Linked DNA regions of Homo sapiens: region 2 is linked to region 1. Evidence: chromatin loops called from intact Hi-C (ENCODE). Cell type or tissue: uterus. All regions are shown on one strand. Each heading gives the region's core, and the rest is flanking DNA. Links, peaks and the distances in the headings are about the cores only.

Evidence for each region. Hi-C counts contacts between places; a loop is a spot of excess contacts. Peaks named below come from ENCODE experiments on the same cell type or tissue, not always from the same donor. Only the 100,000 strongest peaks of a DNase experiment are listed, where the experiment ranks them.
Region 2: a loop joins it to region 1, with 6 times the contacts of the local background. A loop is called at or near these places in 33 of 110 quality-filtered maps.

Annotation. Positions count from the first base shown.
Region 1 is chr7:28,394,264-28,400,634 of GRCh38, reverse strand. It overlaps a transcript of CREB5 not described here. Among named protein-coding and RNA genes, the nearest start is that of CREB5, 15 kb to the left of the region's middle. In uterus, for the core only: no CTCF peak of the experiment used is centred there; no DNase peak of the experiment used is centred there.
Region 2 is chr7:28,692,011-28,698,381 of GRCh38, reverse strand. All of the region lies in intron 5 of CREB5 (cAMP responsive element binding protein 5), which reads right to left. Among named protein-coding and RNA genes, the nearest start is that of TRIL, 260 kb to the left of the region's middle. In uterus, for the core only: no CTCF peak of the experiment used is centred there; a DNase peak (open chromatin) is centred at 2,621.

The DNA.
Region 1 (6,371 bases), core at 582-5,581:
ATTACCCACTGTGGATATCAGAAAATATAAAGCTTCCCTACCTGGCTCTCCTCCCCCTTCCTGGTTTTAAAATATTCTGCCTATAGCTTTCATAACAATGCCCTTACTTGACACTTAAAGAGACTGCAGTATAAACAGTACACTGGGACATTGTGCTGTTTAGCAAAAGCATCTATTTTCAGGACTGCTGTGGCTATTTAATGCTATGTCAAAGTCTGAAGGGAAGGAAAGAACACTATTATTTGTGAGCACCCACTCTGGGTCAAGCCTGTTATATCTTCCATCATGTTTAATCCTGACAACTCTGGGTGAAAGGTATGATTACTACTATTTTATTAATGAGAGAACTGAAGCTCAGTGAGGCTAAGTAATTTGAATAAGGTCACGCAGGTAATAAGTAAGGAAGTTGAGTTTCAAACCTAGTCCTGACTCCAGAATCCCCATTGTCCATCATGCTCTGCTGTGTTTTTATTTCAAGACACTTTGTCTCTCCTTTCACCCTCCTGCTTAACATTATTTAGCTTTATTGAGCAAGCTACCCACAAAACGTGTGTGTGTGTGTGTGTGTATCTGTTTCAGACAGAGTTTCGCTCTTGCCACCCAGGCAGGAGTGCAATGGCACTATCTCGGCTAACTGCAACCTCCACCTCCTGGGTTCAAGGGATTCTCCTGCCTCAGCCTCCCGAGTACCTGGGATTACAGGCACCTGCCACCACGCCCAGCTAATTTTTGTATTTTTTTTAGTGGAGACAGGGTTTCACCATGTTGGTCAGGCTGGTCTCGAACTCCTGACCTCAATTGATCAACCCACCTCGCCTCCCAAAGTGCTGGGATTACAGGCGTGAGCCACCACGCCCAGCTGTACTTTTTAATTTTATGTTTAGTAGAGACAAGGTCTTGCTATGTTGCCCAGGCTGATCTCAAACTCCTGGGCTCAAGCAATCCTCCTACTCAGCCTCCAAAAGTGCTGGGATTATAGGTGTGAGACACTATGACAGGCCAAATTTCTGTATATGGTAAGAGGTAGGGGTCCAGTTTCATTCTTCTGCATATGGTTAGCCAGTTTTCCCAGCACTATTTATTGAATAGGATATTCTTTCTCCATTGTTTATTTTTGTCAACTTTGTCAGAGATTAGTTGGTTGTAGGTGTATGGCTTTATTTCAGGGTCTCTATTCTGCTCCATTGCTCTATGTGTCTTTTTTTTTTTTTTTTTTACCAGAATGATGCTGTTTTGTAATATAGTTTGAAGTCAGGTAATGTGATGTTTCTGGCTTTGTTCTTTTTGCTTAGGATTGCCTTGGCTGTTGACTGAAGCCATTTTCCTATCACTTATTTTGTAGATTTTTTTTTTTCCAATTTGTCTTTTTACTTTTAGCTTTGTCTATGCTGTCTTTTGCCATATAGAACTTTTAAATTTCGATATAGTCAACTTTTTGTTATGATGTCAATACTTGGGTTCATGATTCTAGAAAGGCCTTCCCCACTCTTATATCAGCTCTCTGTTACATCTTACCTGGCCCCTTCAATTTTTCCCGTGCTCTTAGTTTAGCAACTGCAAAATGGTAACATAATGATAGGTATGTATAATAGAACATCAGACGGGAAGAAAAAATATTAGACCAGGTGCGGTGGCTCATGCTTGTAATCCCAGCATTTTGGGAGGCCAAGGCAGGAGAATTGCTTGAGCCCAGGAGTTTGAGACCAGCCTGGGCAACATAGTGAGACCCTGTCTCTACAACAAAATTTTTTAAAAATTAGCCAGGTGTGGTAGTGCATGCCTGTGGTCCCAGCTGCTCGGGAGGCTGAGGTGGGAGGATCGCTTGAGCCTCAGAGGCCAAGGCTGTAGTGAGCCATGATCCTGCCACTGCATTCCAGCCTGGGCAACAGAGCAAAACCCTGTCTCAAAAATAATAATAATAATATTAATTGTCTGATCTTACCAAATAATATAGTTGCATAAATTTACTTTAATTTCAAGAGAAGACTTTTCAACATCTGGGCATAATATACAGTTTAGAAAGACACTAAGTCCAGCATGCGATTTGCTATAAAGCAATATATATTCTCCCTATTAGCTATGGAAATAGCAGTATAGGAAGCTGAATGATTTTTAAACTTGAAGCCCCTGATGATTCCATTGATATGGGATAGCAAAGGTTCATATTTGTAAACTGATTCATCAGCTTAGCACAACATCCTGGCCTTCTTGCTTAGTTGTTAGAACTACCCGCAGGCTAGTAAGTGATGCTAAGTTAGCAGTGCTAAGGCTGACTTGCACCCTGATGTCTACCTTTGCCACAAAGCCTCCATTATTCTGGAACTATTCTATGGCTGCTATTCCTTCACCATGGAGCGCTCTACTCATGAGGCCCGACACAAAAAGCAAACACTAAAACCTGGAATTAAGTCAAATACACAATGAAGGAGAAAATGGTGGTACCATTAAAGGTGGTAGAGCCTGGTACTTAAACCTGGGGCTTTAATCTCAGGTTTCATGAGTTCAAATCCCAGATCCAAGAGGAAGGGGAAATGAGGAGTTACTGTTTAATGGCGACAAAGTTTCTCTTTGGGAATATGAAAATATTCTGGAATTAGATAACAGCAATGGTTATCTAACATTATAAATGTACTTAGTATCACTGAATTGTACATTTTTAAATGGTTAAAATGGTAAATTTTGTTATATATATTTTACATAATAAAAAATGATGAAAAAAAAGAATCCCGGTTCTACCTGTTACTAGCTCCATAGGCAAAAGTTAATACACCTCCCTCTCTATGCTGCAGTGCACTGATCTGCAGAATAGAAGAGATGACAATGATACTGGCTTCATAGGGTTGTCATGATTAAATGAGACACATGGGACAGGCTTTCAGTGGTTCATAGTCATCACGTTTAGGTGTTGTGATGGTTTAGGAGTACGGATCCTGTTTTTAAACTCTCTTGCATCTGTGGTATAGTCCTCCATTTGTCAGATTTCATGTACAAACCACCAATTTCAGTTTTGCTTATAAGACAGATTTTTATCTGTTTGATATCTTATGTGAGACTTTAATTACTCTTAAAAGATGCCAATGATTCTAGCCCAAATAAACTGACTGAGGGGCAGCTGTGGCCTGCTTGAGTCTCCTAGATGCAAATTCTCAATACCCCCACAATCTGGAGGGAGAGGGAGATGCTGTCTACTCCAGAGGCTGGCTCTAACCCAAGAGGGCCAAACAGATGGGATCCTTACGTCTCCTTATCTTTTCATGTCCGACCCACCCTATCCCAAGTTTTGTTTCCCCAAATAGATCCTTCTGGAATACAGCTGCCATCACTCATTTCATTGTCAAGGGGTGAATGGCTGCCTTCTGTAGAGGAATACCACTCTGTAAATCAGCCACCAGGCACTGTTTATCCCAATGATGGATGTCACACATCCTCACATATGGGACCTAAACCAAAGCTCTGGACTTCTTTTTTTTCAATCCATGTGTTGGAGTTTTTTTCCTCTGTATTTTCAACTCATTACACTGCGCCTTTAAAATAAATTCTTCCTGAGAAATCAGTTTCCACATATCATTTAACCGTCTAATGCTAGGCATTGTTATGAACAAAAACACTCCTCAAGAAAATATCTACATAGCCTTATGGCATCTAAGATGTATTATAAAGCAATCTTGCTTTATAAAAAGAGACTCAGGTTTGTTTCTTCCTTTTATACTGAAAGCCTAGTGAAATGAATAAGGGATAAATAATCCAGTGTATAAGGAGGAAGAGAAGGTAAAGGGAGATGAAGGCAGAAAGACATAAGACAAGACAGGGCCAGAGAAGAATTCAGAACTTATGGCTTTATTTTTGCAATGTTACTGGGTATTTCTGAACTTGCCAGAATAAAAATGAAGTAATAGCAGCCAAGAGTTATAGTCCTGTTTTAAAATTTTAAAAATTGCAATTAAAATGATTAAACTAAGTAAAACAGACACAGGAAACTTATAGAAAAAAATATATTTCCTGTGCACTAAGCCTCTGATCCCATTAAGTACTTAAATAATATCCTCCTGACATCATGACTATACAAATAATATGTTACTTTCATATTTATGACATCAAGAGATTATATTACTAGTTTATGAAAAAATATGTTTAATTTGCAATTTTTAAATGACACTGATATAGATTAGTATATATTATAGAATTAGATACGTATGCCATACCAGCTAGTTGTATATTTTATTATAAACATCCCCAACAGGTGCAAAAATACCACCTAAAATGAAACAAAAGATCATGTATCTTATAACAATAAAAGCATATCTGCCTTGCATCCAAAAAGAAGGGGAAGCATATGTATATTTCCATCCCACATCCTTCTTTCTAGAGCTTTATCTAACTCTTTCTCAGGCACCATGCCATGTATCTCTAAGCCTTTGTATCTTCTGATTAAAAGAAAATAGTGTAGAATCATGTTTGCTACAGTCTGCTGCCAAAAGCCCATGTCTATAATTCATCATTAAAATGTGACAGTGTATGGCTACAAAGAAAGAAAAATCTCAGTCGTCATGCTCATTTGCAAATGTTTCAGGGGCTGGAGATTGTTTGGCAATCCTGCTGTTTCTAGGTTATTTGTAGAATAACCAGTTTAATTGAGCTGATGATTGCCTTGTGTCTGCATCACACTTCTGACTTAGATCTTTCTTTCTGCAGTTGGCGTTGAATTGTACTATGTGGCAAGGGAATGGCATGCATTCAGCAAGCCCAAATTCCAGGGTTCCAGCCCACCCCTTCTTTTCCCTTGCCAATCTGATTTCTGAGGAATTTGCCTAGAGTTACTACAGAAAAAAAAAAGAAAGAAAGAAAGAAAGAAAAAAGAAACTCCTTGCCCTAGTTTGTAGACCATTTCATAGAATGCTTCCTTTGGGTTGAGATTCTTGGCCCCACCAGGGTAAAAAGGTTTTATATCTTTATTAAAGCAGAGGCCTGTTTCGGATGTTCTCTGTAATTGGAGCATATCCCACTGCATGTAGTACACAATGTAAACCAACCTGTTGCAACGTGGAGAATAGTGCAAGTCAGATATTTGCTACCCAAGGAAGCCAGTTGGAAAAAGAAAGGAGTAGGGGAGAACCTGGTTTCACACCAACCCTGTCCTGACATGCACTAAGGCTGTATCGTGAAGGAAATTGAAAACAGAAACATCAGGAAGATCAGTGAGAAGGCAGGACCTCTCTTTCTTCCTTTTCTTTGTTCCTAACAAATATTCATCTTCACCTACTGTAAATCATGTCTCTGGAATGAGGATTGTATAAAAGGGAAGTTTGTATCACAGAACAAGTGTGGAAAGAAACTGTCCTTGACCACTAATAGATATGGCTACATCCTCCTTTGGAATGGGTTTGTTGCCCTTGAGAATAGATGAATACTCCAAACTAATTGCATTTTGGAATCTGAGAGTATGATGAGATTGACAGACGTCATTTAAAATGGTTTTTGTTTAAATGAAGACCCTAATATAGACAATTTTCCAAGGAAGATTTAGACAATATTCTCGAATATATAGTAAAATTTTAAAACCCTAAATTTTTTTCTCCTAAGACCCCCAGGGAAGTAGCTGTCATCCTTTTCCCCCTTCAGGGAATAGAGATAATCTGTGTCTTTTCAAAGCAGAAAGGAAGATAGTTTGATGAACATTTCCCAGTACATAGAAGTCACTCCAATTCAAAGAAGTTCTAAAAGCAAAAGGTGTGGCAAAGCAACATAGGAAAATAAGATAATTATTTTATTCTTTCTTTATAAAAATCAATAAAATGCAATGGTTAGAGGATGAATTTCTAAATGGGCTTCTCTTCATGACAAACTTTTTAGGAACATTGTTCTATTCTTGGTGAAGCCAAATCAGACTTGAACACTCAACAGGCATGCATATCACTAAATTACAGTGTGCACACTGTCAAATGTAGGGGAAATTTGGCTGTGCTGAATGTGAAAAGGTGGGGGACCCTCTTTTAACATAAATTATATATGAGGAAAAAGCAAGGGCTCTTAAGAACACCTAGCCCTCTGCTTAACTGTTACTAGCCTTAAGGACTAACTTATCTGAAATTAATACAGCGACTCCAGATTTATTTTTAGTAGTATTAGCATGGTGTACCTTTCTCCCTACCTTTACTTTTAATCTACATGTGTTTTCATATATAAAGTGGGTTCTTGTAGACAGCATATAGCTGGGTCTTATTTTTTTTAATCTACTCCATTAGTCCCTGTCCTTTACTTGGCTTACTTAAGCCATTCACATTTAAAGTGATTATTGATGTAGTTGGATTAATATCTACCCTATTTGTAACTGTTTTCTATTCATTACCCTTGTTTCTTTTTCTTTGTTTGCT
Region 2 (6,371 bases), core at 465-5,464, 300 kb before region 1:
TGTGAGTGTGTTTTTTTTTTTTTTTTTGGTGGGGAGTGGGGTTTGGGGGATGAGGAAGAGAGACTATTAAAGAATTGAGAAAATGGCTAAGTCCCGCAGGCCTTTTTTTCTTGTCATACAGTTGTTGTCAAAAAGATTCACTATTATGTCTGGGGATAGGGAAACTCAATGGCATTTTGCGTTCGGTAAAAATGTCTCAAACCATTTTTCAAACATTTTGAGGTTTGGCACAAACCTGAAATCCATCTTGCCAAGCACTTTCCCCCCTTAATTCTTAAACCCATGTGTCTTTCAAGGGAAATTTAATCCGTATGTTTCTGATTCATTTACACTTAACTCATCAAAATGGTGTTTTGTAAGAGCTATTTGATGTTCAAGAAGTCTTATGAGCTTCTCTTTTTATAAGTCTGAAAAGCCTTTCTTTTTGAGAACCCAGAAAATTGTATTTTACCAGCTGTAGGCCAAATGATTTGAGCTGTGTTAAAAATCAAGAACCTGCTGAATTTAGGAGGCAAACAGCAGACACAATGACATAAATAAACATCCACACGTGTCCACCTGCTCATACATCAACTGAAGACCTTTCTAACTCATTCCTTCCCTGAAGAAGTCTATCTCTTAAGGCCAAAGAACAAATGACAACGCTGAGGCAGAAAAGAACGATGGTCCTACAGCAAAAATCCCCATTGGTTCTGGAGATTCCCAATTGCGATTCCTAGCTCAGAATCCATGGAAATAAATCAGATTGCATTTTGTTAGATGAATCTATTACCTAAGAAATAAATTAATCATTGAAGGCCAGAACTAGATGGATGTCATGAAATTTCTAATCCAGTAGGATTTGGATTTTGTTGCAAGGACCTCTGGGAGGGGGTGGGGGTGACTTACGGGAGGAGATATGGACCAGTCAGGGATCTGTTTTCCATAATGGGCTTTTCCACAAGAGGATTTCTTAAAAAGTAGTCTGAGGGTACCCTCAGTTTGAAAACAAAATACCTTAATTTTATATGAGGACACAGAGTTTGGGGAAAGGAATCTAGGAGTTGGGACAAAACTTGAAATACAACCCAGGTCCCCTGATCCTTGCCCAGCATTCTGGTGGCCTTTCTATGATACCAGTGTGTTTCCAATGCTGACTGCACTTCATTAGGGGGCCAATTCATGAGAAATTGGTGAAATCAGCTTAATCTGACATTATCAGCATTTTAGAACAATAGATACATATCTAATATATCAGATATCCAAATAATGTTATACGCAGTAAAAATTAAGTATTATTCCATAAAAATTGTGTGTGTGTATATATAAATATGTATGTGTGCATATTATACACATAATCCAATGTACATATGTGTGTATATAAATATATACACATGTATATATTTCCATGGGTATATATACACACAAATATATATATGTGTGTATAACACATATACACACATATATGTGAAGTATATATACACATATATGTGTGTATGTAATGTGAGTATGTGTGTATATACATTACACATTACATACACACATATACGTATGTGTATATATACGTATGTGTATGTATACGTATACGTATGTGTATATATACGTATACGTATACGTATGTGTATATATATGTATATGTGTGTATGTAGTGTGTGTATATGTGTATACATGTGTACATATGTATATATGTGTAGGTGTATATATATGTGTACATATATATGCATATGTGTGAGTATACTGGGCTGTGATACAGAATATATTTCCCACTATTGCTCATATCAAAAAAATTTAAAAACTACTATACAGAAAACCACATTTTCTTCCCGGATGGTTCAGCCAATAGTGGTTTTCAATTTGCCTCATTAAAGATCACGTGGCTGGAAAAACCCTATAAGATCCTTCTCACTTCAGTAGAAGAAATGGTACAAAACACTGGCCCATTTCAAAGGGAGCTTAAATACACAGCTCAGAAGAAACGAATGAAGAAAAAGAGGAGGAGGAGGACAGATAACTCTTTGAGAAAAGAAAGGGTCATATCCATCTTCCTATGCTTTACAAATGGCAGGAAGGATTTCTGATTTGCATTCAGTGCATCCGCACAGCTGAAGATGCAGACATATGAGCCCCAGCATAGTTCCACAGTGCATTTTCCAAGCACTTAACAATCATTAATTAGTTAGAAACATCCTTTCAAGGTCGGGAGGCACAATAGTTCATCTCCACACAACAGAGCTTTGGAGGCTCCCAGGCAGCCGAATGGTACGGCACCTGGGTAATGACTGTGGGAAGACTAATTGGGTTAACTGGCTGTGAAGAATCTTGTGAAAATGCTGCTCCACTGCACTGTCAGATGTCAGAGAAGGCCAGCGTCCTTTGTGCCTAACAGCTGAAAGCTGCCTCCATGGGAAAGGATGCAAAGTCATTAAAACAACTATGAATTACCCTTTGCTCTCTTTTTTTTCAGAATCATAATGAAGTGACAAGTTTTCTGTGGTCACAAAGTGCTGGAGTCTCTTTGGGATTAAAGTGCAAAGTGGGGCTGTTTGGGAATTGTGGTCTAAAACTGTTCCCTAGGTGGGGAGGAAGAGGGAGGAAGCAGTGTGTTCAGAGCCCAGAGGTCACATCCTGCAGGTGGGTGGGTGCTGGTTCTGGGGCAGCTTCCAAGCTCTGTCCTCATCAGACATGCACTCAGTGTAGCCAGGGCTCAGGCATGGAGAGGGAGGAGAGAAGAGAGTGGTGGGAAGCAAAGAGCTGGACTCCAGGACATTTACCCCAATGCTATTAGGGCCCACAACTTCTGGCCCACTAACTAGACCCCAGTGGGGCTGATGGCTGGAGGCAAAAAGCAAGCTATCTTGTGGCCTCTGCACCCCTCTCTCCAGACCAGAGGGAGGAGTCTCTGCACAGCTGCCTGAATGATTTCCAGAGTCTCAAGGGCCTGCCTGTTGGTTGCTCCCTCCCACCCCACCATCCCCAGGAGTCAGAATTCAAAAAGGGACTGCAAAGCATTAGCCTGGGCAATATGACAGAATTCCTGGCACCAGGAAGCTCACTGGCCTGGCAGGGCAGAAATGTGCTCCTCACCGCCTTAGAGCTTGGTCTGGGCACTGACACCAATGGTTTTATGATATAGAATAACTCTCTTCACATTTTTGGATGGCTTCAGTTTCCCTCCCTCCCTCCTGTCTAGCTCTGTGGCCCAGGCTGTAGTGCAATGGTGCCATCATGACTCACTGCAGCCTGGAACTACCGGGCTCAAGTGATCCTCCTGCTTCAGTCTCCCAAGTGGCTGGGACCACAGGTGCATGATACCATGCCCGGCTAATTTTTTAATTTTTTTTGTAGAGATGGGGTCTCCCTACATTGCTCAGACTAGCCTCAAACTCTCGGGCTCAAGCTATTCTCCCATCTTGGCCTCCCGAATTGCATGCTGTGATTACAAGAGTTAGCCATTGTGCCTGGCCTTTGATTTCTTAATCTGTAAGGTGAACGGGTTGGGTTGAAACATCAATCTTTAGGTTCTGGCTTCATCAGTGCATTTAGAATTATAAGACTGGGTCAGGCTAAGTAGCTCACGCCTATAACCCTGGCTACTCAGGAGGCTGAGGTGGGAGGATTGCTAGAGTCCAGGAATCTGAGACTAGCCTGGGCTACATAGGGATACCCAGTCTCCACAAAAAAATTAAAAACATAGCCAATGTGTAGTGGTGTGCACCTGTAGCTCCAGCTACTTCAGGAGGCTGAGGCAGGAAGACCATTTGACCCCAAGAGTTCGAGGCTGCAGTGAGCTGTGATTGTGTCACTGGGTGACAAAGCGAGACCCTGTCGCTAAAGAAAAATTTTAAAAAAAGAATTATAAGATGATTATTCTACTACTAAGGAAGTTCTGGATGGTGAGAGCAAATTCAAATCAAATGACGTTCCCTGTGACCTGTACACGTCACAGGGAGCTTCCTGCTTGCCCTCAGAGGAAGGAAATGGCAAAAAGCAGCCATGTACTGAACTAGGGCAAGAGCTGAACTCAGAAAAATAATCTGGCTATAGAGAGGCCACTGCATGATCCATATTAGGGTGGATGCTGGTGAGAGCAAAACTAAAGGCGAAAATGCTACGCAAGAGCAATTTACAACTACATTTACACTAAATGGGTTTATTATAATTGCTGTTATTATGATTAATTTCAGAGGAATTAAATGGGATCAGTCCTTTATTGCAAAGTGTTGCTGAGCTGACGGAAGTGTTAGATAAATAAGAAGGTCAAGAAGAGGCAGATGCAAAAGAAGTTACTCTATGCCATCTAAAAAAGAAATCTACTACTTAACAAAAAGCGGTGAAAAAAGACCCTGCTCTTTTGATGTTGAAATAAACTACAGTACATTAAAGTGAGAGCTGAAACCTCGTTTTCTGACCAATGGCATGTACAGCCAGAAGTATGATTCTCTCTTCACCTCTCCACCCACTCATGACCTCACCTGCATTCTGTGACTTGGTTTACCTTTCTTGGAAGGAACTGTTACATGACAATATTTCTCTCTACATTATTAATGCCCAAAATATATTATTATCCAGACTTCCAAAGAAGTCAACTGGCTCCATTATTAAATAACTAACATTTGCTGAGCACTTACTATGCTAAGTGTATTATGCTCTTATGAATTCCATTTCATAAATGAAGTAACCGAGGCTCAGAAAGCTTCAATAGATTGTCAAAAATCACATAATTAGCAAATGGCAAAGCCAGAGTTTGCCCCCAGGTCTGTCTGACTCCAAAACAATCCACAGGGCCCAATCTCATCTGGCCATATTGATTACGAGTAATTAGGCTTCCCCTCTCTGCACAAAAGCTTGTTTTGCAGACATTTTTTTTCTTTTTTTTTTTTTAAGCAGTGATACAAGCCCCATTGAGGGCAGAGGGGCAGAGCCAAGTGGGCAGACAGGCCCAAAAGGCTGCAAGAGGGCCAGCTGGACTGTCTGCCGTGTCAGCACATGGGTGCAGCCCAACGTGACTTCAATTCAAGATCTTTGATTTGCAAAATAAAAAGTTGATGGACTCCTAAAACATAGTAATTCATGGTAGCCATTCCAGTTCACACAATGCAGTCTCCTGACCCTATTTTCCCGTTAAGACGAGTAATCAAATCTATGCATTAATAGATACCTTGACATTCACTGGGGGCCATATGATTGCTTTTTCTAGGCTTTGCTTTTTGGACACATCCAGTTCTATTTTAGTTATTCAGATGGAAAATAGAAAAAAAACCATAAAGCAGAATTCAGTTTTTTGGTACCATGTGAAGAGAGAGAAAGAAAGACTTTGTTGCTAGCTAGATGGGTCTTGGCTATTGTCTAACTACTGTCCCACTCTCCATAATAATTGCAAACTATTGATTAATTCTTCTTGGGTACAGCATTGCCTCATCAATCATTAAATGAGTTCTCTTGCCAGCGCAGGTACAGGAAGGAAAGATGTATGGACTTGTGTTAAAGTGTTTGCGTACTATGGAGTGGATTTTGGAGTGCTAAGTCAATTTCAGTTTTCAAAGGTGTGTAAGTCTTTAAGAAATTACTCTTGTTGTAACCCAAACTCATGAAATGCATGCCTCTTAAAGCACCCAGTCTTTTTTGTTGTTTTTTTTGAGATGGAGTTGCTCTCTCACCCAAGCTGTTGTGCAGTGGTGCGATCTCGGCTCACTGCAACCTCTGCCTCCCAGGTTCAAGAGATTCTCATGCCTCAGCTTCTGGAGTAGCTGGAATTACAGGCATGTGCCACCATGCCCGAGGTTGGCCTGGTTATCCTCAATTTACAGAGAAGATAGAAACTGTGGCACAGAGAGGTGAAGTGGTTTGTCAAAGTCACACAACCAGTAAGTAGAAGAGTGATTGAATCCAGGCCTTTTAAATCCCAAAGGCCATGCTCTTTTCAGGAGACCCCACCCTGCTTCTCTGATTAGTAGATGCCTGTATTTTTAGTAGAGACAGGGTTTCACCACATTGGCCAGGCTGGTCTTGAACTCCCGACCTCAAGTGATCTGCCTGCCTTGGCCTCCCAAAATGCTGGGATTACAGTCATGCGTCACCACCTCTGGCCACACCTCTAGCTGCAATCCAATGTAAAAGGAGTCCCCTTTGAAGGTCAGAATCCCAAAAAACCAAACAAAAAGGGAGCAGAAAGGAGAAGCCAGTGCTTTATTCCACAGCTGCTGCTTTTTTTTTTTTGGAGACGGAGTCTCGCTCTGTGATCCAGGCTGGAGTGCAGTGGCAGGATCTTGGCTCACTGCAACCTCTGCCTCCCAGGTTCAAGCAATTCTCCTGCCTCAGCCTCCTAAGTAGCTGGGACTACGTGCGCATGCCACCACGCCCAGCTAATTTGTTGTTTTTTTTTTTTTTTTGTA